Regions from separate parts of the Homo sapiens genome. Here region 1 is linked to region 2. A link is a loop called in an ENCODE intact Hi-C map of the cell type or tissue named here. Cell type or tissue: GM12878. All regions are shown on one strand. Links, peaks and the distances in the headings refer to the core of each region. The heading gives the core; the rest is flanking DNA. Region 1 has its middle 20 kb from the start of BAK1. Region 2 overlaps LOC107986537 (a long non-coding RNA gene).

Evidence for each region. A loop is a pair of places that touch in the nucleus more often than their neighbours do. Peaks named below come from ENCODE experiments on the same cell type or tissue, not always from the same donor. Only the 100,000 strongest peaks of a DNase experiment are listed, where the experiment ranks them.
Region 1: a loop joins it to region 2, with 2.8 times the contacts of the local background. A loop is called at or near these places in 2 of 110 quality-filtered maps.

Annotation. Positions count from the first base shown.
Region 1 is chr6:33,552,655-33,567,934 of GRCh38, reverse strand. No RefSeq gene overlaps it. Among named protein-coding and RNA genes, the nearest start is that of BAK1, 20 kb to the left of the region's middle. RefSeq lists an enhancer at 5,282-5,451. In GM12878, for the core only: no CTCF peak of the experiment used is centred there; a DNase peak (open chromatin) is centred at 10,864; H3K27ac peaks cover 669 bases.
Region 2 is chr6:33,501,305-33,517,748 of GRCh38, reverse strand. LOC107986537 (a long non-coding RNA gene) reads left to right here. Exons shown (of 3, transcript XR_001743876.1): 3 at 1-821. Among named protein-coding and RNA genes, the nearest start is that of ZBTB9, 55 kb to the right of the region's middle. In GM12878, for the core only: no CTCF peak of the experiment used is centred there; DNase peaks (open chromatin) are centred at 8,818 and 9,248; H3K4me3 peaks cover 576 bases; H3K27ac peaks cover 1,088 bases.

The DNA of each region.
Region 1 (15,280 bases), core at 7,281-15,280, 48 kb before region 2:
ACCCTCGCGGCAAACCCCCACCCCCAGCAGGGTGGGGAGGGTGATGAGAGGAGGGTCAAGGAACCCATGCTGCTTCTCTTGATGATTTGTTGTCTTCTCTTCCCCCAGTAAAGCCTATTCCTAGGCTGTGTCACGCTGTGGAATTTGTCTCAAACCCAGGTGCCTGACAGAGAGACCCCGAAGGGTGCTGTCCAGTGGGAAAAGTAACTTGTAGAGGGTAGAGGAGGAAGAGCTGAAAGCACACAACGTTGGGCAGGGAGGAGGCAGGTCCGTGCCTTACATGAATTTCTCTTCCTTGCTGCTCACCAGTCTCTGAAGCCACTGTGCCTTCCTCTGCTCATGGCCACCCTGAGTCAGAGGCCGCTCCTGTAGACGGTCACTCCTTAGCTGCCCATCTCTGCCTTCCCATTGCCACTGCCAAGGCTGTGGGGTATATTCTTAACTTCTAGGTTTTTTGGTAATGGCCCTGCCTTAGGTCCCCCCCAGTTCAAAGTGTCCCCAGCACACCACCACCACCACCACGACCAAACTGGTTTCACAAAACATCGTCTTGATCCCCACTGAAAATCCATGAGGTGCATGATATTCATTACATTCGCCTCCTCCTTGCCCATCCCTGGTAGGAGCACAGGAGTGTTGAAGGGTCTGCCCTCAGGCAGCTTACATAGCCATGGAGGAGGAGGCATCAAGCAGTAATCTGAGTGGGACGCAGGGAATTTGGTGCCCCAGAAAAAATGTGCCAGGTTGGCCTGGTCTGGGAGTACCCAGGGAGGCTTTTCAGGAGGGGACACATAAACCATTTCCTTGAACAAACTCATCATGTTCAGGCAGGCACTCAAGGCCTTCTCAGTGGCTTTCCAGACTTTTTTCTGACTCTTGCCTTTGCTACAGCCGGATGGTCCAGGCACCACTCTGGGCTCTCCCGAGCTCCTTCCACCTCTCTCCTCCTCTCAACCCACAGGACATTTTACAGGATCTGCTTCTCCCCTGGAATGTCTCCTCTGACTCATCTCCTTTCTGTTTCAATGTGCTTTCCCATTTCTTAACATCCAATGATAATTCCCTGTGGGTCAGTCTCTCCCCTTCTCACCACCAATGGCCCTTGGGATCTGATCCACTCATTGGCCAGTTAATGGCCTTGTTGAGTTGGAAACAGCATTTCATTTATTAAATAAAAATTATAGAAAGCCATCAGCCTAGGCAACACAGTGAGACCCCCCCTTGTCTACCAAAAAAAAAAAAAAAAAAAACATTAGTCACACATGGTGGCACACGCCTATAGTCCTAGCTAGGACTGAGGGGGAGGAAGGCTTGAGCCCAGGAGTTCAAGGCTGCAATGAGCCGTGATTGTGCCACTGCACTCCAGCCTGGGCGACAGAATGAGACAAATGGTGGAAGGGAGCGAGGGAGGGAGGAACGGGGGAAGGAAGGGAGGGAGAGAGAGAGGGAGAGAAGGAAGGGAGGGAGGGAGGGAGGGAGGGAAGGAGGGAGGGACGGGACTGCACTAGGTCAAAACAGATAGAACTAAAACTCAAGATGGAGTCACCCATGCTAAACTAAGTTGTTATCCGACATTCTGAAAAATAAGGAGAGAGAGATAACAGCCAATTTCTCAAAAAGATCAGTTTAAATCTTTAACCACATGATAATGAAGTTCTGTTTTAATCCTTAAACAAAAAAAAGGCTTAAAGAACCTGAAGAGACCCGATGTTAACTAATCAGTTGTTTTTCCAATTGTTTTGCGTCCCTTTCCCCCACCTTACAAGAAAAAAATAACTTTGAAGTCTGGGTGGTGCCTCACACCTATAATCCCAGCACTTTGGGAGGCTGAGGTAGGAGGATTGCTTGAGGTCAGGAGTTTGAGACCAGACTGGGCAACAAAGCAAGACCCTGTCTCTAAGAAAAAGAAAAAGAAGGCCAGGCGTGGTGGCTGACGCCTGTAATCCCAGCACTTTGGGAAGCCAAGGTGAACGGATCACCTGAGGTTGGGAGTTTAAGACCAGCCTGACCAACATGGAGAAACCCTGTCTCTACTAAAAATACAAAATTAGCTGGGCGTAGTAGCGCATGCCTGTAATCCCAGCTATGCGGGAGGCTGAGGCAGGAGAATCGCTTGAACCCGGGAGGCGGAGGTTGCGGTGAGCCAAGACTGTGCCATTGCACTCCAGCCTGGGCAACAAAGCCTGGAGCGAAACTCCATCTCAAAAAAAAAAAGAAAGAAAAAAAAAACTTTGAAAAGTAACTTAATACATTCTTCCTTACTTCTGCTTTCTTCAGCTCTTCTGTGTTTATAAAACCAACTTCAGTCCAGGTGCGGTGGCTCACGCCTGTAATCCCAACACTTAGGGAGGCCAAGGTGGGTGGATCACCCGAGGTCAGGAGTTCGAGACCAGCCTGGCCAACATGGTGAAACCCCGTCTCTACTAAAAATACAAAAATTAGCTGGACATGGTGGCACACACCTATAATTCCAGCTACTTAGGAGGCTGAGGCAGGAGAGTCGCCTGAACTTCGCTTGAACCCAGGAGACAGAGGTTGCAGTGAACCGAGATCACGCCACTGCACTCTGGCCTGGGTGACAGAGTAAGACTCCATCTCAAAAAAAAAAGGCAACATCTTCTGCTGAGCTCATGGAACATTTATTCTATTTTACGGAATGAAGTGTTGCCTGATTCTAGAATCGAAAATAATGCCAACTGAGATCTTTAAGCTAAATTTGTTATAATGTTGTCCTTTGACATGGCTTAAGTTGTGGGACCTGTGTATAAGTTCAAGTCTGCCTCTTAAATAGTTTTAGGGCCAATTCCTCTAATATGAAATCAAATGAGAATTCTGGCTTTCTTTCATTCATTCAGCAAACATTTATTGAGTGCCTTGAAGCCTCAATAAACAAACTCAAATAGAATGGGGAGAGTATTAGGATTTAGCTCCGGTATTTGTACTTGTCATGTGCAGTATATGACTTGAGGGCACAATCTCTGAGTGTATCTGTTGTGTGTGTTTTTGTTTTTGACAGAGTTTGCTCTTGTTGCATAGGCTGGAGTGCAATGGCACAATCTTGGCTCACTCCAAACTCCACTTCCCGGGTTCAAGCGATTCTCCTGCCTCAGCCTCCCGAGTAGCTGGCATTACAGGCATGCACCACCACACCCAGCTAATTTTGTATTTTTAGTAGAGACAGGGTTTCTCCATGTTGGTCAGGCTGGTCTCGATCTCCCAACCTCAGGTGATCTGCCCGCCTCAGCCTCCCAAAGTGCAGGGATTACAGGCCACGTGAGCCCCCGCACCCAGCAATTATTATTAGTATTATTTTTTTGGAGACAGGGTCTTTCTCTATCGCCAAGGCTGGAGTGCAATCAAGGCTCACTGCAGCCTTGACCTCCTGGGCTTAAGCAATCCTCCTGCCTCAGCCTCCTGAGGCAAAAATTAGTGGGGCAAAAATTAGCAGCCAGGCGTGGTGGCTCACGCCTGTAATCCCAGAATTTTGGGAGGCCGAGGGGGGTAGATCATGAGGTCAGGAGTTCGAGACCAGCCTGACCGACATGGTGAAACCTCTGTCTTTACTAAAAATACAAAAATTATCCGGACATGGTGGTGAATGCCTGTAATCCCAGCTACTCGGGAGTCTGAGGCAGGAGAATCGCTTGAACCTGGGAGGCAGAGATTGCGGTGAGCCAAGATCACATCACACCATTGCACTCCAGCCTGGGCAACAAGAGTGAAACTCTGTCTCAAAAAAAAAAAAAAAGAAAGAAAAGAAAGAAATGGCTTCTAGTTGCTGTAATCTGACATCCAAGTGGTTAAAGACACCAAATATTTGGGTGCAAATCCAAGCTTTGCCACTTACCGCCTTTGTGAAAAAAAAATTTAACCATGGGTGGTGGCATGCTATTTTTTTTTTTTTTTTTTAGATGGAGTCTCTCTCTGTCACCCAGACTGGCATGCAATGGTGCAGTCTTGTCTTACCGAAACCTCTGCCTCCCAGGTTAAAGCAATTCTCCTGCCTTAGTCTCCTGAGTAGCTGGGATTACAGGTGCCCGCCACCACGCCCAGCTAATTTTTGTATTTTTAGTAGAGACGGGGGTTTCACCATGTTGGCCAGGCTGGTCTCAAACTCCTGCCCTCGTGGTCCACACATCTCGGCCTCCCAAAGTGCTGGGATTACAGGCTTGAGCCACCTCACCTGGCTGGTTAAATTTTTTATAGAGATGGGGTCTCCTGATGTTGGCCAGGCTGGTCTTGACCTCCTATACTCAAGCAATCCTCCCACCTCAGCCTCCCAAAGTACTGGGATAACAAGTGCAGGCCACCATGCCCAGCCAAAAATATTTTAATATAAAGAAAATAGGCTGGGCGCGGTGGCTCACACCTGTAATCCCAGCACTTTGGGAGGCCGAGGTAGGTGGATCACCTGAGGTCAGGAGTTTCAGACCAGCTTGACCAACAAGGTGAAACCCCGTCTCCACTAAAAATACAAAAATTACCCGGGCGTGGTGGTGTGCACCTGTAATCCCAGCTACTTGGGAGGCTGAGGCAGGAGAATTGCTTGAACCCGGGAAGCGGAGGTTGCAGTGAGCCAAGATGGCACCATTGCACTCTAGCCTGGGCAACAGAGTGAGACTCCATCTCAAAAAAGAAAAAAAAAGAAAGAAAAGAAAATAGGGACTGGGCATGGTGGTTCATGCCTGTATTTCCAGCACTTTGGGAGGCTGAGGTGGGCTGATCACCTGAGAGACCAGCCTGGGCAACATAGGGAACCCTGTCTCTACAGAAAAAAAAAGAAAGAAAGAAAGAAAGAAAAAAGTCTGGGTGCGGTGGCTCACACCTATAATCTCAGCACTTTGGGAGGCTGAGGTGGGTGAATGGCTTGAGCCCAGGAGTTCTAGACCAGCCTGGGCAACATAGGGAGACCCTGTCTCTTAAAAAACATACAAAAATAGCCGGGTGCAGTGGCTCAAGCCTGTAATCCCAGCACTTTGGGAGGCTGAGGCAGGTGTATCACCTGAGATCAGGAGTTCAAGACCAGCCTGGTCAACATGGCGAAACCCCATCTCTACTAAAAATACACACACACACACACACAATTAGCCAGGCACGGTGGCATGCGCCTGTAATCCCAGCTACTCAGGAGGCTGAGGCAGGAGAATCGCTTGAACCTGGGAGGCGGAGGTTGTGGTGAGCTGAGATCGCACCACTGCGCTCCAGTCTGGGTGACAGAGTGAGGCTCCATCTCAAAACATAAATAAATAAATAAATAAATAAATAAATAAATAAAATTAGCACGGTGTGGTGGCACGTGCCTGAGGTCCCAGCTACTCAAGAGGTGGAGGTGGGAGGATTGCTTGAGCCCAGGAAGCAGAGGTTGAAGTGAGTCATAATCACACCACTGCACTCCAGCCTGGGTGACAGAGTAAGACCCTGTTTCAGAAAAAAAGAAAAGAAAAAGAAAATAGCTAGGGACTTTGTTGAGTTTGTACTATGTGTGCCTGCTACTGCACTATACTGTTTATCTACTTTATCTTATTTAATTTTCACAAGTTTTTGCAGTATGCCCATTTAGCAGATAAAGAAATTGAAGTTTAGCTGTGCAGGGTGGTGGCTCCTAATCCAAGCTACTTGGGAGGCTGAGGTGGAAGCCTCACTTGAGTGAGCGTGGGAGGTTGAGGCTGTAGTGAGTTGTGATCCAGCCCCTGCACTCCAGCCTGGGCAATGGAGTGAGACCCTGTCTCAAAAAAAAAAAAAAAAAAAAAAAAAAAAAGACACCGTCTGAAAAAAAACTTTGTAGTCAGCTGAGGGTTGTCTAGGATAGCCTCAGCTGAAACAAGTCAGCTTTCTTCCATGTGTCATTCATGTCCCTTCAGCAGGTCAACCTGGGAATGTTCTGGGTGTGTTCTCATGGTGATCACCGAGGAGCAAGAGAAGAAGCAGAAACACACAGGTGGTTTTTCTTTTTCTTTTTTTGAGACGGAGTTTCGCTCTTGTTGCCCAGGCTGGAGTGCAATGGCGCGATCTCGGCTCACCGCAACCTCGGCCTTCAGGGTTCAAATGATTCTTCTGCCTCAGCCTCCGGAGTTGCTGGGATTACAGGCATGCGCCACCATGCCCAGCTAATTGTTTTGTATTTTTAGTAGAGATGGGGTTTCTCCTTGTTGGTCAGGCTGGTCTCCAACTCCCGAACTCAGGTAATCCGCCCGCCTCAGCCTCCCAAAGTGCTGGGATTACAGGCGTGAACCACTGCGTCCGGCCAGTTTTTCAAACCTCTACTTGTGTCAAGTCAGCTAACATCGTAATGGCTAAAGCAAGTCACATGGCTAAGCTCAGATTCTTCAAGAAGGTGGGGAAATAGACTCTACTTCTATTATGAAAGAAATTGCCGGGCGCGGTGGCTCACGCTTGTAATCCCAGCACTTTGGGAGGCCGAGGCGGGCAGATCACAAGGTCAGGAGATCTAGACCACGGTGAAACCCCGTCTCTACCAAAAATACAAAAAATTAGCCGGGCGTGGTGGCGGGCGCCTGTAGTCCCAGCTACTCGGAGACGCTGGGGCAGAAGAATGGCGTGAACCCGGGAGGCGGAGCTTGCAGTGAGCCAAGATCGCACCACTGCGCTCCAGCCTGGGTGACAGAGCGAGACTCCATCTCGGAAAAAAAAAAAAAAAAAAAAGGAAGAAATTGCAAATTCACACGGCAAAGGGTGTGGAGACAGGGAGGGGTGAAGACTCGGAGCCATTAATGCAATCAATATACCACAGTCTGCCCTCTGGCCACAGGATTTTTTTTTTTTTCCGAGACAGGGTCTCACTCTGTTGCGGACGCTGGAGTGCCGCGAAGGTATCACAGCTTACTGCAGCCTCGAACTCCTGCGTTCAAGTGATCCTTCCACTTTAGCCACCTGAGTAGCTGGGACCACAAGTGCGTGCCACCACGCCCAGCTAATTTTTTATTTAAATCTTTTGTAGAGACAAGGTCTCTACAAAATGTTGCCCAGGCTGGTCTCAAACTCCTGGCCTCAAGCGATCCTTCTGCCTCCATCCTGCAAAGTGCTGGGATTACAGGCATGAGCCACCACACCTGGCCTCTCTAGACACGATTACTTATGTTTTTTCTATATGCAAAATATGCTCATTCCCCATTGCAGGACCCCCAAAAGACTCATCCAATCCTGACATTAGGGTGAAAGTCCAGGATCTTGTGATCTATATCAGGCCTAGATGTGGTACTTTCTTTTTTTTGTTTTTGAGATGGAATCTTGCTTTGTCACCCAGGCTGGAGTGCAATGGCACAATCTCAGCTCACTGCAACCTCCATCTCCCAGGTTCAAGCGATTCTCCTGCCTCAGCCTCCCGAGTAGCTGAGATTACAGGCGCCTACCACCACGCCCAGCTAATTTTGTATTTTTAGTATTTTCACCATGTTGGTCAGGCTGGTCTCGAACTCCTGACCTCAGGTGATCCACCCCCCTTGGCCTTCCAAAGTGCTGGGATTACAGGCGTGAGCCACCTCGCCCGGCCGAGGCAGGCTTTGATGGTGGCTGAGATGCTTTCTCAGCTTCCTTCCTCCTGATGGAAAGCAGGCAACCCAGAGGTCTTTGTACAGTTTGAACAGTCTCAGCCCCTTTGTGTCTAGATTAGCAGTGCGGTTGTGGGTGCAATATCCTTAAAAACTTTGGAGTTTTGAGTATATCTGTATGATTAGAGTCCACCTTATGCATCAAGAACCACACCCCAAATTTTCTCGAGATATGTTTCTTTGTTGACTTAAGTCTCCACTAACTAGGTATCAACTAACTGTGTGAGGGTGCTGTGGGAGTCATGCTTTTAAAATTCACAGATGTCCTTTTGTCAGAGGGTCTACTAGGCACTGTCTTGATATTCCCAGAGAATTTAACAGTCTTCAGCCATGCCCTAGAGTGCATTTCTTTACTGGGCTAAGAGGCTAGAAATGAGAAATAAATTTTCTCTTGAGACAGTCTTGCTCTGTCACCCAGGCTGGAGTACGGTGGTGAGATCTCAGCTCACCGTAACCTCTACTTCCCAGGTTCAAGTGATTCTCCTGCCTCAGCCTTCTGAGTAGCTGGGACTACAGGGGCATGCTACCACACCCAGCTAATTTTTGTATTTTTAGTAGAGACGGGGTTTCATCATGTTGACCAGGCTGGTCTGGAACTCCGGACCTCAAGTGATCTGCCTGTCTCAGCCTCCCAAAGTGCTGGGATTACAGGTGTGAATGACCAGGCCCAGCAGGGAAGTAATTTTGTTTTTCCAACCCAGAAAATGCTGCACCCTCCACATTTCCTCTGAATTCAGCTTGCAAATTGACTAGTTCATCTCTTTAGCTCACCTCTTGTAAAAAAATTTTTTGAGATGGGGTCACCCAGGCTGGAGTACAGAGGCACGATCATGGTTCACTGCAGCCTTGACCTCCTAGGCTCAAGTAATCCTCCCACCTCAGCCTCCGGAGTACCTGTAACCACAGGAACCTGCCAGCATGCCTGGCTAATTTTAAAATTTTTTTTGTACAGATGAGATCTGTCTACATGGGCCAGACTAGTTTCGAACTCCTAGCCTCAAAGGATCCTCCTGCCTTGGCCTCCACAAGTGTTGGGATTACAGACATGAGCCATGGATCCAGCTTAGAAAACGTTATCAAGGGCTGGGCATGGTGGCTCACGCCTGTAATCCCAACACTTTGGGAGGCCCAGGCAGGTGGATCACCTGAGGTCAGGAGTTCAAGACCAGCCTGGCCAACATGGGGAAACCCCATCTTTACTAAAAAAAATACAAAAATTAGCTGGGCGTTGTGACATGCACCTGTAATCCCAGATACTCAGGAGGCTGAGGCAGGAGAATCACTTGAACCCGGGAGGCGGAGGTTGAGCCTAGATCGTGCCATTGCACTCCAGCCCTGGCAAGAGAGCAAGACTCTGTGTCAAAAAAAAAAAAAGAAAGAAAACTTTATCAAACACAGATGGTAAAAGCCAATGGACACTTTCAACATTCTGACTGGAGATTTCTTTGCTCAAATCTACAAGTTCGTTTGGTATATTTTCTTTCTTTCTTTCTTTCTTTTTTTGAGACGGACTCTCGCTCTGTCACCCAGGCTGGAGTGCAGTGGCATGGTCTCGGATCACTGCACTCCGCCTCCCGGCTTCACGCCATTCTCTTGCCTCAGTCTCTCCAAGTAACTGGGACTACAGGCGGCCACCACCATGCCCGGCTAATTTTTGTATTTTTAGTAGAGACAGGGTTTCACCGTGTTAGCCAGGATGGTCTTGATCTCCTGACCTTGTGATCTGCCCACCTCGGCCTCCCAAAGTGCTGGGATTACAGGCATAAGCCACCATGCCTGGCGGGAGTTTTGCTCTTGTTGACCAGGCTGGAGTGTGCAATGGTGCGATCTCGGCTCACCGCAACCTGGGTTCAAATGATTCTCCTACCTCAGCCTCCCGAGTAGCTGGGATTACAGGCATGTGCCTCCACCATGCCTGACTAATATTTTGTGTTTTAGTAGAGACAGGGTTTCCCCATGTTGCTCAGGGTGGTCTTAAACTCTTGAGCACAGGCGATTTGCCCACCTCGGCCTCCCGAAGTGCTGGGATTACAGGTGTAAGCCACCACGCCCAGCCACTGATGTTGTTTTTGAGACAGGGTCTTGTTCTGTCACCCAGGCTGGAGTTTCAGTGGCATTATCTCAGCTCACTGCAACCTCCACCTCTGAGGCTCAAGCGGTCCTCCTGTCTCAGCCTCCCCAGTAGCTGGGACCACAGGTCCCAGGTGCCATGATGCCTGGCTAATTTTTGTATATTTTGTAGAGACAGGTTTCATCATGTTGCCCAGGCTTGAAACTGCCTTTGTAAAAAAAAAAATGGGCACAAGGTTAGAATTATGGTTTGGGAGTCATGCAGCTAGAGGTTACAAGGTTTGTAACTTTCTCAATTGCTCCTATGGATAACATTACTATTGTAAATCCTAGGACTAGTGCTTGAGGTATTTTTCAGACCCTGCATTCTGATGGACCAGCTGACACTGCCCAAACCAGTAACCTTTACCAATAAACTGACACAGTAGGTTTCTGACCCCTATAGGAATTGATTCAGCATAAGAAGACAGCTTCATCCCCCTACGATTTCATTCCCAACCCAACCAATCAGCATTTCCCATTCCCTAGCCCCCTGCCCACCAAACTATCCTTAAAAATCCCTGGATTCCAAATTCTCAGGGAAGCAGATTTGATAAACATCTTCCATCCTTCAGCCTGGTTGGCCCTGTGATTAAACTTTCTCTACTGCAATTCCTGGTGTTCTCCGTGTTTGGCTTTTCTGGGCAGCAGGCAGGAAGAACCCAGGTGGGCAATTACAGTGGTCATAAAACCATTTATGATTTCTTCCAGCCAATGTCAACTGAGCAGTTCCGCTGACTGGGCTTGTTCATGCATCTTTTTTCTTTCTTTCTTTCTTTTTTTTTGAGACAGAGTTTTGCTCTTGTTGCCCAGGCTGCAGTGCAATGGTGCGATCTCGGCTCACTGCAAACTCCATCTCCTGGGTTTAAGGGATTCTCCTGCCTCAGCCTCCCGAGTAGCTGGGATTACAGGCATGCGCCACCACACCTGGCTAATTTTGTATTTTTAGTAGAGACAGGGTTTCCCCATGTTGGTCGGCTGGTCTTGAACTCCCGACCTCGGGTGATCCGCCCTCCTTGGCCTCCCAAAGTGCTGGGATTACAGGCGTGAGCCACCATGCCTGGCTGCACTCATGCATCTTTAATCAGGTGATTGAGGACTCCCTGGGACCTGGCTGGTATAGGATGGCCTCCCCTGCACAGCTGGGGTTCCCTCCATGTGTCTCTCTCACATCCCTCCAGCTAGCTGGCCCAGATATGACTCAGGTTAGACTGAGCATGTTTTCATGACAATTGCACGCAAGCAGGAGAGGAAGTGCAAACAAGTGCAAACACGAAAGCACTTGTTTAATCATCTGCTGGCATCAAACCTGCTAGCATTCTTTCTGAGCAGAGTCAGAAAAAAAAATTAATAAAAATAAAAAATAAATAAAAATAATGGGCCGGGCATGGTGGCTCACGCCTATAAGCCCAGCACTTTGGGAAGCTGAGGTGGGCAGGTCACTTGAGGTCAGGAGTTCCAGACCAGCCTGGCCAACATGGTGAAACCCATGTCTCTACCAAATATATATGTATGACAAATATATACATATATATATATATATATATATATATATATATATATACACATACACACACACACACACACACACACACACACACAAATTAGCCAGGCATGGTGGCACATACCTGTATTCCTAGCTACTCAGGAGGCTGAGGTAGGAGGATTGCTTGAGTCCAGGAGGCGGAGGTTGCACCACTGCAGTACCACTGCACTCTAGCCTGGATGACAAAGTGAGACTTTCTTTCTTTCTTTTTTTTTTTTTGAGGCAGAGTTTCTCTTGTGTTGCCCAGGCTGGAGTGCAGTGGCAGCAATCTGAGCTCACTGCAACCTCCACTTTCTGGTTTCAAGCAATTCTCCTGCCTCAGCCTCCCAAGTAGCTGGGATTACAGAAGCCCCCCAACATGCCCAGCTAATTTTTGTATTTTTAGTAGAGACAGGGTTTCACCATGTTGGCCGGGCTGGTCTCAAACTCCTGACCTCGTGATCCGCCCGCCTCGGCCTCCCAAAGTGCTGGGATTACAGGTGTAAGCCACCGCACCTGGCTGAGGCTATATTTCAAAAACATAAATAAATAAATAAAATCTGCGTAAATAAATGATTATTTAAGTTTTTCTTATACTCCTTAACATATCCTTTAAACAAAAGAGACAGTTGTACATACTATTTCTATTTTTGAAAACAGGAAACAGGACTGGCATGGTGGCCTGTAATCCCAGCACTTTAAGAGGTCAAGGCAGGCAAATCACCTGAGGTCGGGAGTTCAAGACCAGCATGACCAACGTGGAGAAACCCCATCTCTACTAAAAATACAAAATTAGCAGGGCGTGGTGGCACATGCCTGTAATCCCAGCTATTTGGGAGGCTGAGGCAGGAGAATTGCTTGAACCCGGGAGGCGGAGGTTGCGCTGAGCCGAGATCGCACCATTGCACTCCAGCCTGGGCAACAAGAGCAAAACAAGAGCAAGGAGAGGGTGTCTTTTTGAAGACATTTTTCTTCCTTTTCACGATACTCCCTCTCAGATATGCCTCCCTTCCCAGCTGGGCGCAGCGGCTCACGCCTGTAATCCCAGCACTTTGGGAGGTCAAGATGGGTGGATCACTTGAGGTCAGGAATTTGAGACCAGCCTGGTCAACATGGAGAAACCCCATCTCTACTAAATACACAAAAATTAGCTGGGTGTGGTGGCAGACGCCTGTAATCCCAGCTACTCTGGAGGCTGAGGCAGGAGAAAGAATCGCTTGAACCCAGGAGGCAGAGGTTGCAGTGAGCTGAGACTGTGACACTGCACTACTTAAAAACAAAAACAAAAACAAAAAACGCCTCCCTTCTCCCACTTTCTTTTTTTTTTTTTTGAGATGGAGTCTTGCTCTGTTGCCCAGGCTGGAGTGCAGTGACACTATCTTGGCTCACTGCAACATCTGCCTCCCAGGTTCAAGCAATTATCTTGCTTCAGCCTCCTGAAGAGCTGGGATTACAGGTGCATGCCACTATGCCCGGCTAATTTTTGTATTTTTAGTAGAGACGGGGTTTCACCATGTTGGACCAAGCTGGTCTCGAACACCTGACCTCAGGTGAATTGCCCGCCTTGACCTCCCAAAGTGCTGGGATTACAGGCATGAGACACCACGCCTGGCCCCTTCTCCCACTTTCTAAGAAGAGACTCTGAGATTTTTTTTTTTTTTTAGAAATGTAAATTTCTAAATGTAAACTAGGCTGAGGTCAGTGGATCACACCTATAATCCCAGCACTTTGGGAGGCCGAGGTAGGAGGATCCCTTTAGGCTGGGAGTTTGAGACCAGCCTTGGCAACACAGTGAGACCCCATCTTTACAAAAAAATTTTTTTTTACTTAGCCGAGCATGATGGTGCACGCCTGTAGTACTAGCTACTTGGGAGGCTGAGGTGGGAGGAACCCCTTCAGCCCAGGAGTTCAAGGTTACAGTGAGCTATGATCCTGTCACAGCGCTCCAGCCTAGGCAGCAAAAGGAGACCCTGTCTCTAAGGAAAGAAAAAAGGTAACTTTAAAATTCATTTAGGTAATTATCAGACTTCTTTTTAGTTGTAGGGGCAAATCAATAAGACCATTGTAGAATTATGGCAAGAAAAATATGAACTAAAAGTACTTTATTACTTTGGGAAGGAAAATAGAAATGATCAAATAAAAAAAAACACAAGATTTTTTTCTTTTTTTTAAGCTGGGACTACAGGCACACAGCCCTGAGCCCAGCATAATGTTACTTTTTTTTTTCTTTTGAGACAGAGTCTCGCTTTGTTGCCCAGGCTCGAGTGCAATGGCGAGGTCTCGGCTCACTGCAACCTCTGCTTACCGGGTTCGAGCGATTCTCCTGCCTCAGCCTCCCGAGTAGCTGGGATTACAGGTGCCTGCCATTGCGCCCAGCTAATTTTTTTATTTTTAGTAGAGATGGGGTTTCACCATCTTGGCCAGGCTGGTCTTAAACTTGTGACCTCGTGATCCACCCGCCTTGGCCTCCCAAAGTGTTGGGATTACAGGCATTAGCCACCGTGCCCGGCCCATAATGTTACTTTTTTAATGTAAAGGTTAGAAAAGAGATTTTGGAAGACTGAGATATTCTGTGTGTGTGTTTGGTTTGTTTTGTTTTTTTGAGACGGAGTCTTGCTCTGTCGCAGGCTGGTGTGCAGTGGCGTGATCTCAGCTCACTGCAATCTCTGCCTCCTGGGTTCAAGTGATTCTCCTGCTTCAGCCTCTCGAGTAGCTGGGACTACAGGTGCGCACCACCACGCCCAGCTAATTTTTGTATTTTTAGTAGAGACAGGGTTTCACCATGTTGGCCAGGATGGTCTCGATTTCTTGACCTCGTCATCTGCCTGCCTGGGCCTCCCAAAGTGCTGGGATTACAAGCATGAGCCACTATCCCCGGGCTGGAATCTTCAAGATAACTTGACTTGCCACATTTAAGAGTCTGAATTATTAGGTTTATGAGAATTATTTACATGCTGAATACTTCCTTCTTGTTTGACTTGTAAATCTACCCTGAGGAATTGGAAGTGGTTGGGAAAAAAATCAAGTATATTAAATTTGTAAATGTAGTTTAAATATTTAAGAGAATTTAATTAACTAAGTTTGTAAATGCTATGAGTAATGTTCAAGCAAATTAAATATGTCAAGCCCATGGGCTAATTGTGTATTAATCAAAGAACAAGTTATTACTCTTACTTTTATCCAAAACCTGCAAGATTTCTAAATAGAATATCAGGATATGGAAGTTAAACTTAAAAACATAAGAAGATCTGTTTTTAAGCTTACAACATTAATTGAAGATTAATTTAGGCTAGGGGCAGTGGTGCAAGCCTGTAATCCCAGCACTTTGGGAGGCTGAGGTGGGAGGATCAGTGGAGCTCAGGAGTTCGAGATCAGCCTAGGTAACATCATGAAACTCTGTCTCTACAGAAAATACAAAAATTAGCCAGGCATGTGTGGTGCGCGACTGCAGTCCCAACTACTCCTCAGGTTGAGGTGGGGGGAAGGCTTGAGCCCAGGAGGTTGAGGCTGCAGTGAGCTGTGATTGTGCCACTGTACTCCAGCCTGGGTGACAGAGTAAGACACTGTCTCTCTTTTTTTTTTTTTTTTTGAGACAGAGTCTGGCTGTGTCACCCAGGCTGGAGTGCAATGCTGCAATTTTGGCTCACTGCCATCTCTGCCTCCCGGATTTAAGCAATTCTCCTGCCTCAGCCTTCCAGGTAGCTGGGATTACAGGCGAGTGCCATCATGCCCAGCTAATTTTTTTCAATTTTTTTGGAGATGAGGTCTCACTCTGTTGCCAGGGCTGATCTTGAACTCCTGGGCTCAAAAGATTCTCCCACCTCCGCCTCCCAAAGTGCTGAGATTATAGGGCTGAGCCACCTTCCAGGCCTTAACTTTTGTAAGAATACACATTTTGGCCGGGCGCAGTGGCTCAGGCCTGTAATCCCAGCACTTTGGGAGCTCAAGGTGGGTGGATCTCTTGAGGTCAGGAGTTCGAGACCAGCCTGGGCAACATGGTGAAACCACATCTCTATTAAAAATACAAAAATTAGCCAGGAATAGTGGCACACGCCTGTAGTCCCAGCTACTCAGGAGG
Region 2 (16,444 bases), core at 4,620-12,619:
ATTGAGTCCACTGGGAGGACACCAAACGCCAGGCTCCAGAGATCCAAATTTGTAGAATCGCATGAATCCCAAGAAATCACAAGAGATCTTAGAAGAAAAGGATCCTTCAAGTGTGGTGAGTGCAGTAAGGGATCTAGTAGGAAGTCACATCTTGCTGTTTGCAGAGTAAAGACGTGTGAAGAAGCCCTGAAGAACAGCCACAAGTTCTCCCACAGCCGTGCACTGCTCCAGGGAAAACCCACACCTGCAGTGAGCGCAGGAACATCACTGTGTGACGACGTGGCCGTCCGCTGCAGAGAAGGCCCAGGAGTGTGTGGAAAGCCTCCACAGATGTAGCCCACATGGAAGAGCCTAGCAGATGATGAGGCCCTTTCCTCCCACCACAGAGCACGTGTGAGAATGGAGCGCAGGCACCTTCTCTCAGAAGGCCATTGTTGTTGATCAGGCGGTCCACTCTGGAGACTTTGGAAGCTGTCTAGGATGTAAAGAATGCAGGAATGATTTCAGAGAGGGATCACACCTCACTGCACGCCAGAGAGTTCAGGCTCCAATGAGCCATATATGTGCAGGAGGTGTGGAAGAGCTTTTGTGTGTGTTATACTGCAGAACTGGAGGGACGCCATCAGTGTACCTGAGTGGCAAAGCCTTTAGGGAGAGCTCCCAAGTCCTGGCTCATCAGTGCATTCACACAAGGGGAAAAGCCTTTTACAGGTGGGGAGGCCTTCAGGGATCAGCCTCACGTCATTGTCAGAGTTTTCATTTTGGGAAGAAGCCTTTACATTTTTATTTTTTGAGACAGTGTAACTCTGTCGACCAGGCTGGAGTGCAGTTGTGCAATCACAGCTCACTGCAGTCTTGACTTCCTGGGCTCAAGTCATCCTCCCACCTCAGCCTACTGAGTAGCTGGGACTACAGGTACACACCACCATGCCCAGCTAAGGAAGGAGCCTTAAGAATGCCAGAGGTCAACCAGGCACAGTGGCACACGCCTGCAATCCCAGCACTTTGAGAGGCCAAGGCGGACGGATCACCTGAGGTCAGGAGTTTGAGACTAGCCTGACCAACATGGAGAAACCTCGTCTCTACCAAAAAGACGAAATTAGCCAGGCGTGGTGGCGCATTCCTGTAATCCCAGCTACTTGGGAGGCTGAGGCAGGAGAATCACTTGACCCCGGAAGGCAGAGGTTGCGGTGAGCCGAGATCGTGCCATTGCACTCCAGTCTGGGTGACAGAGCAAGACTCTGTCTCCAAAAAAAAAAAAAAAAAAAAAAAAAAGGCCAGGTGCCGCGGCTCACGCCTGTAATCCCAACACTTTGGGAGGCCGAGGTGGGTGGATCACTTGAGGTCAGGAGTTCAAGACCAGCCTGGCTAACATGGTGAAACCCCGTCTCTACTAAAATACAAAAAAATTAGCTGGGCTTGGTGTCACACGCCTGTAATCCCAGCTACTCAGGAGGCTGAGGCAGGAGAATTGCTTGAACCTGGGAGGTGGAGGTTGCAGTGAACTGTCATCATGCCACTGCACTCCAGCCTGGGTGACAGAGCGAGACTGCGTCTCAAAAAATAAATAAATAAATAAGAAAGAAAGAATGCCAGAGGTGTGGACAAGTGTTCAGACATAACTAGAATCTCATGGCCCATCAGAGTCCACATAAGAGAGAAGCCTGGGAATGCCATCAGTGTGGCTGGACAAGGAATACCAGCCTTATAAATCATCAGACTCCACTCTGGGGAGAGACATTGACTGGGAGGGAGGAGGGAAGAAAGGCTGTGGATAATCATGGGGACCTTCATTAACATAGTAGAATTCACACAGTTTCAAATCCCATGAGTGTAATGAGTGGGAAAGCAGAAAAAAGATCACACCTTACTCTACCCTAGAATTCATGTAGGAGAGAGATGGTACAAACAAACCACAGAGAGAAAAGCCTTCACTTGTAGCTAATTCATTCCAGAGAAGGGCTTGGCAAGCTGTTTTTGTAAAGGACCAGAGAGTAAATCTGTTTAGGCTTTGGGGGCCGTGTGGTCTCTGCTGTAACTGCTTAGCTGTACTGGGAGCACAAAGATGGCCACAGATAGCATGTGTGCAAATGGGCATGGTTGAGTTCCGGTAAAGCTTAGCTTTCTTCTTGTTTTTTTCTTTCTTTCTTTCTTTTCTTTTCTTTTCTTTTTTTTTTTTTTTTTTTTTTTTTGAGACAGGGTCTCACTTTGTCGCCCAGGCTGGAGTACAGTGGCGCCATCATGGTTCACTGCAGCCTCAACCTCCCAGACTCATGTGATCCTCCCACCTCAGCTTCCTGGGTAGCTCGGACTATAGGCACCAGCCACCCCGCCCAGCTAATTTTTGTATTTTTAGTAGAGACAGGGTTTCACCATGTCACCCAGGCTGGTCTCGAACTCCTGAGCTCAAGGAATCTGCCCGACTCAGCCTCCCAAAGTGCTGGGATTACAGGCGTGAGCCACCGCATCTGGCCTCAGTGAAGCTTTTTTTCCAAAACAAGTGGCCACTCAGGTTTGGCCAAGGGGTGTACTTTGCCAACGCCTGTTCTAGAGGTTTGAGGGGAGGAGTCACACTAGATGGGGGCTCCTGCAGAGAAATCTCACAGGAGCAAGGTTAGTGTAGCAGAACCTGCAGGGCTGCCCGCCTTATCAGGGGGGTCTAGCAGGAGACACATGGACGGTCCAGAGACCTGAGTTCTGCCATGAAATAGCTGAAGGACTAGCCCCCCGTCTCTCAAAAGCATGGGGCTTCTATGAGAAGCAAAATAATGTATCTGCACATGCATTTGTTTGTTTGTTTGTTTGTTTTTGAGACAGTCTTGCTCTGTCGCCCAGGCTGGAGTGCAGTGGTGCAATCTCGGCTCACTGCAACTTCCACCTTCCAGGTTCAAGCGATTCTCCTTCCTCAGCCTCAGGAGTAGCTGGGATTACAGGTACCCGCCACCATGCCCAGCTAATTTTTGTATTTTTAGTAGAGACAGGTTTCACGATGTTGGTCAGGCTGGTCTCGAACTCCTGACTTCAGGTGATCCACCCGCCTCGGTCTCTCAAAATGCTGGGATTACAGGCATGAGCCAATGTGCCCGGCCGGCACATGCTTTGGAAGTAATATGGTAAGTACACCTAAAATGGTGATTTATGTGAAAAGAGTCACTCTTTCTCTAAATAGTTGTTGAGCCCCTGCTCTGTGCCACCTTCCTGCCAGAGGTAAATTCAGGAGTGTCAGAATGCATATGGTGTCTAGAGCCACAAACTAGATGATTTCGAGGGGACCCACGAAGGTTGAGCTGCAGACCCTAACACTTAAGAGGGAAGTGACAGATCCAGCATGGAAGTTGTGACGACGCCCTGTGGAGTCGGCAGAGCAGTGTGAAGGAAGGGTCTCAGGAGGGCTGGGATGGCCATCGCCTCCAAGTTCTGCCAGTGGGTGGGTAAGGGCAGGCTTGGGAATTTGCCACCGGATTGGTCAAAGGGACTCCATTGGTCTCCTAGGGCTGCTGTAACCAATGGCCACAAACTGGGTGGCTTAAAACAACAGAACTATATTCTCTCATGGTTCTGGAGGCTGGAAGTTCAAAGTTAAGGTGCCAGCAGGCTGCGCTCCAAATGCTTGAGGGGAGATTCCTTTGCCTCTTCCAGTTTCTGGTGGCTCCAGGTGGTCCTTGGTTTGTGGCTGCAGAACTCCATCCTCTGCCTCTGTCTTCACCTGGCCATCTCCTCTGTCTGTGTCTCTCCTCTGTGTGTCTCTCGTGACACTTGTCATTGAATTTAGGGCTCGTTCAGATATGATATGATCTTCAGATTCTTAATTGTGTCTGTAAACACCCTTTTTCCAAATTAGTTCATGTTCCTAGGTTCCAGATTTGCGAAGTGAACATATCTTTTAGTGGTGGAAGGATCTTTCAACCCACTAGACATGGTGTCAGTGGAGGAACACGTGGTGGACTCTGGAGAGAATAGGGTGGAGGGATGCAGACAGCAAGCCTGTCTAGAGCCAGAGGATGAGGCTGTGCTACACCTGCCTGGTAGAAGCCAGGATCCAATCCTACCCAACTCAAGCGGCCTCCTAGACATGCCCCTCGCTGCACACACACACCTTTGCTCAGAAGGCAGCAGGTGGAGGGGGGGGGGGACTTGTATTGCAGTACTCCTGTTACACAGCTTTTGTAACAGCCTTTCTGGAATTAGCAATTGCAGTATGTGCCTTGCTTCTGGGTCTCTAGGTGCTTAAAGGACACATGAGCTTGGTTGGGACTAGGATGGGGCTAGCATCACGAAGGCTGCAGGACAGGAGGTAGAAAAGAACAAACTTGCAATGGCCTGAGCTGCCCTCTGGGGCTGCTGGCTGCTGCACACTCAAACCTATGGCACAGCTGCCTGTTCCTTAAGGCTGCACTGGGGACTTGCAGAAACTGGGTTGCCTGCAGTGCTGAGGTGGCTCTCCATAAAACAAACTGTGTGACCTCCCTACAGCCACCCCCACTTTTTCCACAGGAAACTTGTCCTCCTGTAGCTAAACCCAACCTCTGTCCCAAGCTTCCAGGGTAAAGGAGAGGCTGTCTTCCAGCTAAATGTGGGGCACCCACATCAGGCTTGGCATCAAAGCCACTGCCCAGATGCCCCCATGGCAAAAGCCCACCCTAGCTGTTTTGCATAGGATTTCTTAAACAGGCACACAAATAGTTGGTGTGCTTTGGGAACAGTGAGCTGTAAACTCAGCCTTGAACAAAAGAGAACTAAAAGGAAGGTCTTAGGAAGGAGGCCTTGGCCAGAATGCCAAGTTTCCAAGTGATGCCAGGATGAAGTTACTTATTGGAAAGGGATAGTACCTTGGGGGAGATGTTGGTCAGGGAAGGGGGATGTATTTGAAACTTAGTTTACATTTGGCTTGCAAAAAGGCTTTCCTTGAAACAGACCTCCCTAAATAAGTTGGGTCCCCTGTTCTTCCATTTCACTTGTTCAGTGTCCATCATCGCCCTAGGAGGGCAGCTCTGCCATGACAGGGACTGGCCCAGCCTGTCTGCCTAATGCATGGCTGACACTGGGTGAATTGGAGGAGAAGGGTGGGGAGAAATAGTCAATGTTATCTGTATCTCAGGCCTGGGTCCCTGGGAGAGGGCTTTCCTCTGAGTGGTTGCTGTCTGACATCCCTCTCTGCCCGTGCCCTAGAAGGATGGCTGATGCTGTCTGCCTGCAGGAGCTGTCAGCACCTGGCCCTGCCCTGCCCTGCCCTCCCCCTAGCCCATAACACTGCGGGGGATGGAGAAGGGCCGACCCTCGGATGCTCACCTGGAGTAACGGAGGATGAGTGAGTGCCACCCTGCCCCCCTCCCTGTGATGACTTCTGCTGATAAGTTTGCCACAAGGGCCTCCTCTGTTGTCACCACAGCTATCACTTGCCACCTCCCAGCTCTTCCTCTTCCCTGTTCCTTCCCTTTATCAGCGGACTCCAGCTGAAGGAATGCCGCAGGGGCCGGCAGCATGCTGTCCCCAGTGGCAGCATAGGACCATACACCTCATTCCATCCTGTCCTCCCAGCAGTCGGATGTATTTGAAACCATCTGATGGAAGCACACAGTCTTTTTTTTTTTTTTTTTCTTGAGACAGAGTCTTGCTCTGTTGCCCAAGGTGGAGTGCAGTGGCGCAATCTCAGCTCACTGCAAGCTCCGCCTCCCGGGTTCACACCATTCTTCTGCCTCAGCCTCCAGTGGCGCGATCTCAGCTCACTGCAAGCTCTGCCTCCCAGTTCACACCATTCTCCTGCCTCAGCCTCCCGAGGAGCTGGGACTATAGGCGCCCGCCACCACACCTGGCTTTTTTTTTTTTTTTTTTTTTTTTGGTAGAGACAGGGTTTCACCATGTTAGTCAGGATGGTCTCGATCTCCTGACCTCATGATCCGCCCGCCTCGGCCTCTCAAAGTGCTAGGATTACAGGCGTGAGCCACCGCACAAGGCCATGGAAGCACACAGTCTTACCCATGTTACACACACATCTGGGAGAGGGTTTCTGCACTGGCGTTTCTCTAGAGGATGGACCAGGCCTCAGCTGTTTCTGAGGTTTGTTTCCAGAGATGGGATTACCAGAGAGGCCCACTTTCTATGTCCTGGACTGCTCTGGTTTGACTTTTTTTTTTTTTTTTTTTTTTTTTTTAACAGAGTCTTTCTCTGTCTACCAGGCTGGAGTGCAGTGGTGCGATCTCAGCTCACTGCAACCTGTGTCTTCTGGGCTCAAGAAATTCTCCCACCTCAGCCTCCCAAGTAGCTGGAACTATAGGCGTGTACCACTATGCCTGGCTAATTTTTGTATTTTTAGTAGAGACGGGGTTTCACCATGTTGGCCAGGCTGGATGGCCTTTCTTAAATAAACATTTTGTTTCAGAATAAAAATAAATAAAATATGGAAAATATGGCCAGGTGTGTGGCTCATACCTGTAATCCCAGCACTTTGGGAGGCCAAAGCGGGTAGATCCCCTGAGTCCAGGAGTTCGAGACCAGCCTGGGCAATATGGCAAAATCCCGTCTCTATAGAAAATAAGAAAATTAGCTGGGCATGGTGGCTCATGCCTCTGGTTGCAGCTATTCATGAAGCTAAGGTGGGAGGATCACCTGAGCCCAGGAGGTCAAGGCTGCTCCTGTAAGCCATGATCACATCCAGCCTGAGTAAGCCCCTGTCTCAAAAAAAAAAAAAAAAAAAGGAAATATATGGGCATTGTTTGCTAATTATTGGTTACTAATATCTTTTTTTTCCTTTTGGTTACAAGTAACAGCTAGTATCTTTCATAGTTATGTTTTCAGGATTAGGGCTGTGCTTAACTGACCTTTCCATAATGTCTATATTTCTTTTGAAATTTGACACATTTTCTAAAAAAGTCCACATGTTTTGTAAAGCACAAATTTAAAACAATTTTTTAACCTATTTTTGGCCAATAGTTATAGGCAAATAGTTCCTATCTAACTGAATAGTCTTTTTTGACTATTAAAGCCTAGCTCCAATGGCTTTATTGGATCATACACACTGAAAAGCGTGTATCATCTTGGAATATTTGAGAAGTGTCTGTTTCATTGCTTACTGTTTTACCAATTGCAAAGTTTTTTCTAAGTGATGTTTATTTCACACTTTTGGAGGGAGGAGAATGTCCCACAGCCAGTCACTTGGGGCCTTGTTTCCAGAAGTGGAGTCCTGGAAATAACCACATCTGTGAGCAGTGGGTGTCTCATGGTATAATGTTACGGTCAGTGTGGCCTAGAAGTGAGCTCCAGCACCCTGCCACCCTCCCGACACAGGACACTAAATATGTAACCAGAAAATAGAAACAAGAATGGCTCCTGTTTCTAGACTACTTAAAAGGAGGGAATCTCTTATTTTTAGATTTAAATTTAAACTTTATTTTTTTTAGAGACAGGGTCTCGTTTTGTCACCCAGGCTGGAGTGCAGTGACACCATCATAGCTCACTGCAACCTTGAACTCCTGGGCTCAAGTGATTCTCTCACCTCAGCCTCCCTAATAGGACTGCAAGCACATGCCACCACACCTGGCTGATTTTTAAACCTTTTTATGGAGACAGGTTCTCCCTATGTTGCCCAGGCTGGTCTTGAACTCTTGAACTCAAGTGATCCTCCCACCTTGGCCTCCCAAAGTGCTGGGATTATAGGCATGAGCCACTGTCGAAAGGAGAGAAACCTTTGCAATGTGAATAGACTTTTCTAAAAGCACACTTGGCTTCATCCCTCAAACTTACTTGATTCTGATGCTTTTTCTCACTCCATAAACTCTTTTACAAAGTTGAATTTACCTGTGTCGTTAAGATAGGTAATTTCCACTGTTAGATCCTTCTTAGAGGTCACTTCCCCTTACCTACTGCTTAATACGACTTTTTTGAGGGGGTGTGATTAAGGACATCATGGGACTAGACTGAGCTTTTTGAAAGCAGGGGCCATTTCTTAGTCATCTTGGGTATCTGCAGCACTTGTTGTGAGTGAAGGAATGAATGAGGATGGAATGAGTGATGCCTGCTCTGCTTTCACATGGCCATAAAGCAGCCATCCAGGTGCCCATTCCCAGGAGGAGGTGGGGTCCATAGTCTCCACCCCCAAGCCCCCACCCCTTCCTGGACCCTGGTGGGAGCCCAAGTGTAAAGCAGCCCAACCCAGGGAAGGGGTTACAGCTGGACAGCCCCCAAAACACAGGAGGGCAGATTGCTCGAGCACCCCAGTCTGAGAACAGTGGGGGCAACATGCCAGAATGGAGGTGAAGGGAACGGAGGGGCAGGGGCGTGAGCTCACCTCCACCCTGTGGCCAAGGAACAGGGGCACAGGGAAAAAGGGAAGGAAACGTCCTGGGCTTAGCAGGAGAGCGCAGACCTGTGAGAGAAAGCGAGGAAGAGCTTGCAATGTTGGGAGGAGAGGCAGGAAAAAAGTTTCCTTTCCTCAGAGGAAAAGGAAGGAGAGCCCAGTTTTAAAAACAAAACCCTCAGCTGCATCCTCTATTACCAAAGATCCCGGGACGCTGATCCTCAACAGCGGAGAGTGGGCTGGGACACAGAGTGGTTCATCCGCCCCCGAACTGCAGACAGCAAGCTGTGGGAGGAGCAGGTTTATGGGCCTTGAAACCCTCTGAGATGGGAGAGATAATTTCCATAAAATCCAGGATTGCTAGAGAGTCGCAGACTTGCTTCTCTAAATGGCTGAAAATAGAAAGTAGGAAGTGAAATTAATAGAGCTGGGAATGAGAAAGAAACAAGGCCATGTGTGCGTATCTTTAAAGCTAGAAAATAATAACCACATCTTCTGAACATATTACATTCCCGATGCCGAACTAAGCAATTTGCACTTATTTAATCCTCATATAACAATCTAAGAAGACGGATATTACAATCTTGTTTTATTGGTGAGGAAATTCTCTCAGAGAAGTTGTTACCACACCTGTAATCCCAGCACTTTGGGAGGCCGAGACGGGCAGATCACCTGAGGTCGGGAGTTTGAGACTAGCCTGACCAACATGGAGAAACCCCGTCACTACTAAAAATAGAAAAATTAGCCAAGCATGGTGGCACATGCCTGTAATCCCAGCTACTCGGGAGGCTGAGGCAGGAGAATCACTTGAACCCCGGAAGCGGAGGTTGTGGTGAGCCGAGGTCGCGCCCTTGCACTCCAGCCTGGGCAACAAGAGCGAAACTCTGTCTCAAAAAAAAAGAAGTTAAGTTACTTGCCCGAAGCCACATAGCTGAGCCCAGTTCCAGCTGACTCAAAAGGGTACGAATTTAGTCACTATGTCGGTTAATTTCAAACTTTGTTTCTTTGTTTGTTTTTGAGACAGATTTTGCTCCTGTTGCCTAGGCTGGAGTGCAATGGTGCAATCTCGGCTCACTGCACCCTCCGCCTCCCGGGTTCAGGCGATTCTCCTGCCTCAGCCTCCTAAATAACTGGGATTACAGGCATGTGCCACCACACCCAGCTAATTTTTTGTACTTAGTAAAGATGGGGTTTCACCATGTTGGTCAGGCTGGTCCTGAACTCCTGACCTCAGGTAATCCACCCACCTTGGGCCTCCCAAAGTGCTGGGATTACAGGCGTGAGCCGTGCCTGGCCTGCTTTCAAACTTTTTTGACTAGGACCCACAGTAAGAAATATATTTTAGACAGGGCCCAGTGGCTCACGTCTGTAATCCCAGCACTTTGGGAGGCCGAAGCAGGCAGATCACCTGGGGTCAGGAGTTCAAGACCAGCCTGGCCAACATGGCGAAAACCCATCTCTCCTAAAAATACAAAAACTAACTGGGCCTGCTTTCAAACTTTTTTGACTAGGACCCACAGTAAGAAATATATTTTAGACAGGGCCCAGTGGCTCACGTCTGTAATCCCAGCACTTTGGGAGGCCGAAGCAGGCAGATCACCTGGGGTCAGGAGTTCAAGACCAGCCTGGCCAACATGGCGAAAACCCATCTCTCCTAAAAATACAAAAACTAACTGGGCGTGGTGTTGAACGCCTGTAATCCCAGCTATTCAGGAGGCTGAGGCAGGAGAATTGCTTGAACCTGGGAGACAGAGATTGCAGTGAGCCAAGATCGCGCCACTGCACTCCAGTGTGGGTGACAGAGTGAGACTCTGTCTCAAAAAAAAAAAGGAAAGATATTTTAGATTCTAAGCCAGCACACATACATATAATTGATAACTAAAAGGAAAATTTTTATAAAATGCATGTACCCTTACTACTTATTATTTAAAGAAGAACCTTAGTCAATAAAATTTAGCAGAGTTTATTTGAGCAAATAATGATTCATGCTAGGTGTGGTGACTAATGCCTGCAATCCAGCACTTTGGGAGGCTGAGGTGGGAGGATCACTTGAACCCAGCAGTTTGAGACCAGTCTGGGCAATATAGTAAAACCCTGTTTCTAAAAACAAACAAACACGCAAACAAAAAAACGCTCTTCCATCACTTGAGGTCAGGAATTCGAGACCAGGCTGACCAACATCATGAAACCATATCTCTATTAAAAATACAAAAAAATTATTCAGGCATGGTGGTGCACACCCGTAGTCCCAGTTACTCGGGAGGCTGAGGTGGGAGAATCACTGGAACCTGGGAGGCAGAGGTTGCAGTGAGCTGAGATCGTGCCATTGCACTCCAGCCTGGGCAACAGAGTAAGACTTTGTCTCAAAAAAAAAAAAAAAAAAGAGAGAGAGAGAATCCATGAAAGAGTGGTTTGTAAAAAAAGCACTCACAAGTGTAAGTTGTAATTTATATCTTATGTATAATTTTTTTATGGGGGACAGAGTCCTGTTCTGTTGCCCAGGCTAGAGTGCAGTGGCGAGATCTCGGCTCACTGCAACTTCCACCTCCCAGGTTCAAGTGATTCTCCTGCCTCAGCCTCCCAAGTAGCTGGCATTACAGATGCGTGCCACCACACCTTGCTAATTTTTATATTTTTAGTAGAGACGGGGTTTCACCATGTTGGCCAGGCTGGTCTTGAACGCCTGAACTCAAGTGATCCACCCGCCTTAGCCTCCCAAAGTGCTGGGATTACAGGTGTGAGCCATATCGCCTGGCCTATATCACATATATATAATTGCCTCTGTCCCCTCCACTAGAATGTGAACCCTTCAAGAGTGGAGAATTCTTTCATTCGCTACCTTGTATTTCCAGCACTTAGCCTAGGGCCAGCCATTTAGATGCTCCTCAATACATTTTGGAGGAATGCTATCATTAATTAATCAATATCTGCCTGAAAGAGGACTCTGGGGGCATGGGCCAGGGCTTCAGCCTTAGTCGTCTTATGTTCAGCATTTTTCTCAGCTACTTGGACATGGAAATGGATGACATATTTATCAAAGTTTCAGGTGGCGAAAAACTGGGGCAGCCAAAGTACTGGATGACAGAATCAGGGTCCAAAAATAACTTAGCAGCCTGGAATGGTGGGCTGAACGAAGATAAAGAATAATAGAGATCTGTATTTTGCCTTTCTGTCTAAAACTTAGCTTCATAAGCACACGATGAGGGGGTAGATGATTTAACAGCAATACATGTGAGGGACTTGTGGTTTTTATTGCAAGCTAATGAATGAAGCAGCAGTATGATAAGGTCACCACCTCTGCAGACTTAGACTGCAAATACAGACTCAGTGAACAAAAGAGGGAGACCAGAGTCCCTCTACTTTATGCGGGTCAAATGACACTGGAAAAACTGGCTTTGTCTGAATGACAATTATTAAGGAAGACATCGACAAATTGCAAACCTTTTTAGAGAACAATATGTTGAACTTGTCTGCAGCACAATTAAGAATTCCTGTTAAGTATAAGACACCATAAAGGTATTGGATGAATAACAAACTAGGAAAAGATATAACGTGTAAAACTAACACATAATTAATATCTAGAGTATTTAAGGAATGTCCGCAAATCAACAAGAGAAAGCCAGGAGCCTGTAAGAGTAAAGGTCACAGGGAATGAGTAGTCATTTCACAGAAGAGGAAGCTTGAACTGTTACCAATATAAGAAAAGACACTAGGATTCACCACTAATCAGATAAATTAAATGAAAACAACAGGACTTCCTTTTTCTGGTAATAGGAGTATAACTCTCTCAAGCAACCCTCCAGCTGAAAACAACTAAATAGTTGAATAAAATACTGAAAACAGGCTAGGCATGGTGGCTCATGCCTATATTCCCAGCACTTTGGGAGGCCAAGGCGGGTGGATCACCTGAGGTCAGGAGTTCGAGACCAGCCTGGACAACATGGTGAAGCCTTATCTCTACTAAAAATTCAAAAAATCAGCCAGGCGTGGTGGCGGGCACCTGTAATCTCAGCTACTCGGGAGGCTGAGACAAGAGAATTGCTTGAACCCGGGAGGCAGAGGTTGCAGTGAGCCAAGATCACACCACTGCACTCCAGCATGGGCAACAGAGTGAGACTCTGTCTCAAAAAAAAAAAAAAAAAAAATACTGAAAACATCTTCTGTAAAGAATTGACAAGGTGGGACAGCATCACTCTGTAGGCAAAGGAGAGAGGAGTCCAGAAGCTGTTCTTTCTCCAGGAACCTTCACCCATTAGGGGAGGGTGGAGGGTTGAGCTTCTGCTGATGATGTATTTTTCCCTGCCTCCCTCCCTCTTTCTTTCTTCCTCTCTCTTTCTTCTTTTCTTTTCTTTTTGTAGAGAAGCCTCACTATGTTGCCCAGGCTGGTCTTGATCTCCTGGCCTCAAGCAATCCTCCTGCTTTGGCCTCCCAAAGTGCTGAGAACCACTGCATCCAGCCCAATGGCCTCTTTCAATGAAAGGATCTGTATCACAGCCCAGCGCTATCCTAGGTGGGAAACCTATCAGGACATCCCCTTTTCCCCAGTGAACTAAAAGTGGACCAACCTGCCAGAATTACAGCCTGGCTCTATTTGCCTGGATAATCCAGGGAACCCCCAAGCCTTGACTTTGGGTAGCCCAAGACTGACAGTGCTCCCAAGCTCCTAGCAGATGCAAACACAAATTCTCTGCAGAGGAAATCACCTTCATCTTGGCCCTTAAATTATTCCCACAAATAATTTTTCAAATATAATGACTAGCATACAGTCAAAGATAACTAGGGACACAAGGAAATTAAGCTTCAGGTCACTGCCCTAGAAGTCCAATTTCTGCAGCTGTGGGACTCCAAATCTAACACCTGGGGGCAGGGATATCATAGAGTCTCTGGCCACCAACAGCTATGTGCCCCAGGACCCAGAGACTGCATGAGTGAGAGAGAGTGTGGGTACATGTGTGTGCCACAATGCTGGAAAGTTCTGCCTGGCAGAGCTGGTATGGTTTTGTGGCATAATATAACTTTTGCAGAGATCCAGAGCTTATGCCTATAATGCCAGCACTTTGGGAGGCTGAGGTGGATCACTTGAAGCCAGGAGTTCAAGACCAGCCTGGGAAACATAGTGACCCTGTCTCTACAAAAAACATTAAAAAAAATTAGCCAGGTGTGGTGGTATGTGCCAGCTACTTGGAGGGCTGAGGTAAGAGGATTGCTTGACTCCAGGGAGGTCAAGGCAGCAGTAAGACATGATTGCACCACTGTAGTCCAGCCTGGGAGACAGAATGAGACCCTATCTCCAAAAAAAAAAAAAACCACCACGTTGTAATTTGTGTAAAGGTGCGAAGGTGCTCTAAGGCCTAGTGGCAGCCCCATGTACATACATTAAATATTACAACTATCTGGCTGGACACAGTGGTTCACACCTGTAATCCCAGTGTGTCCAGAATTGGTGGGTTTTTGGTATCACTGACTTCAAGAATGAAGCCATGGACCCTTGCAATGAGTGTTACAGTTCTTAAAGATGGGGTGTTTGGAGTTTGTTCCTTCTGATGTTCGGACATGTTCGGAGTTTCCTCTGGTGGATTTGTGGTCTCACTGGCTTCAAAACTGAAGCTGCAGACCTTCTCAGTGAGTGTTACAGGTCTTAAGGCAGTGCATCCGAAGTTGTTCATTTCTCATGGTGGGTTCATTGGTTCATGATGTCACTGGCCTTAGGAGTGAAGCTGCAAACATTCATGTTGAGTATTACAGCTCATAAAAGCAGTGCAGACCCAAAGAGTGAGCAGCAGCAAGATTTATTGCAAAACACAAAAGAACAAAGCTTCCCCATTATTAAAGAGGACCCAAGCAGATTGCCACTGCTGGCTCAGGCAGCCTGCTTTTATTTTCTTATCTGACCCCACCCACATCCTGCTGATTGGTCCATTTTACAGAGAGCTGATTGGTCTGTTTTACAGAGAGCTGATTGGTGCATTTACAATCCCTGAGCTAGACACAAAAGTTCTCCAAGTCCCCACTAGATTAGCTAGACACAGAGCACTGATTGGTGCATTTACAAACCTTCAGCTAGACACAGGGTGCTGATTGGTGTATTTACAAACCTTGAGCTAGACACAGAGTGCTGATTGGTGTATTTACAATTCCTTAGCTAGACATACAGGTTCTCCAAGTCCCCACCAGCTTAGCCAGATAGAGAGTGCTGAGTGGTGCATTTACAAACCTTGAGCTAGACACAGAGTGCTGATTGGTGCATTTACAAACCTTGACCTAGACACAGAGTGTTGATTGGTGTATCTACAATCCCTTAGCTAGACATAAAGGTTCTCCAAGTCCCTACTAGACTCAGGAGCCCAGCTGGCTTCACCTAATGGATCCTGCAGGGGGCCACAGGCGGAACTGCCTGCCAGTCCCGGCCGTGCACCCACACTCCTCAGCTCTTGGGTGGGCGATGGGACCAGGTGCCACGGAGGAGGGGACAGTGTTCGTTGGGGAGGCTTGGGCATGGCAGGTTGCAGGTCCCAAACCCTGCCCCTCAGGGAGGCAGCTGAGGCCGGGCTAGAATTCGAGTGCCGTGCTGGCGGGCCAGCACTGCTGGGGGACCCAGCGCACCCTCTGCAGCTGCTGGCCTGGGTGCTAAGCTCCTCACTGCCCCAGGGCCAGTGGCGCTGGCCGGCCACTCCGAGTGTGGGGCCACACCCACCTGGAACTCGCGCTGGCCCGTGATCGTCTCCCACGCCTCTCCCTCCACATCTTCCTGCAAGCAGAGGGAGCCGGCTCCGACCTCGGCCAGCCCAGAGAGGGGCTCCCACAGTGCGGCGGCGGGCTGAAGGGCTCTTCAAGCACGGTCAGAGTGGGCGTCGAGGCCGAGCAGACACCAAGAGCGAGCGAGGGCTGCCAGCACGATGTCACCTCTCACCAGCACTTTGGGAAGCCAAGGCAGGTGGATCACCTGAGGTCAGGAGCTCAAGACCAGCCTGTCCAGCATTGTGAAACCTCTTCTCTACTAAAAATACACACAGACACACACACACACACACACACACACAAATAGCCAGGTGTGGTGGTGCATGCCTGTAATCCCAGCTACCTGGGAGGCTGAGGCAGGAGAATAACTTGAATCTGGGAGGGAAAGGTTTGCAGTAAGCTGAGATTATGCCACTGCATTCCAGCCTGGATGACAGAGTGAGACTCCATCTCAAAAAATAAAATCAAATATTACAACTGTCTGTTACATACTACATGGTGGCTTATGCCTTTAATCTCAGCAGTTTGGGAAGCTGAGGTGGGAGTATCACTTGAGGCCAGGAGTTTGAGACCAGCCTGGACAACATCATGAGACCCTGTCTCTACAAAAAATAAAAATAAAAAAATTAGCTGAGCATGGTGGTGCATGGGAGGCTGAGGCAGGAAGATCCCTTGAGTCCAAGAAGTTGAGGCTGCAGTGAAATGTGTTCATGCCACTGTACTTCAGTCTGGGTGACAGAGTGAGACGAAGTCTCAAAAAAATGTTTTTAAGTTCATATAATAAAATGTAGCCTAAAGCCAAATCTGAGATGTGAAGACCATATGTTAAATTTATATCGAATAATGAACAAACACTCACTATTTTGTGGAAAGTTGATTAAGAGACCCAAAGCAGTACTTTAAACACATTCATAACATATGTTTAAAACAGTAAATTGAATCTATCTTATTAAAATCAGATCCCCTAACTCCATATACCAGATGCAATTTGTGCTGATAATATTTAAAACAGTTTGCAATTCCTGAACATCCCTGGCTGGTCCCTGGAAGATGATCCTTGGGAAAGTTCTATGGGTGGAGGTGGGGGCTGCCTAGAACCTGACATTCAGGCTGGGCACATCTGGCAGCCTGTCTGGGCCTGGATAACAGAGGATTGACTACTGAAATGTATTGCCACCCATCAGCTTTCGTATTTCTTGGTTTGTTGCTGTAAAATTGTTTATGTTGAGGCTACATTTGCAAACTCCTTATTAAAGGATTAAAATTACACTGATTTGCTTTGTTGTATTTGGAATGCAAAGCTCAGATACATTTTTATTGGATTCTGGAAGCCCTAGGGGTTTCTCATAAGTAAGCTGCTTGTTAATTGCCTTTTTTGTACATAAACAAAATCCCAAATTGGAAAAATAAAAG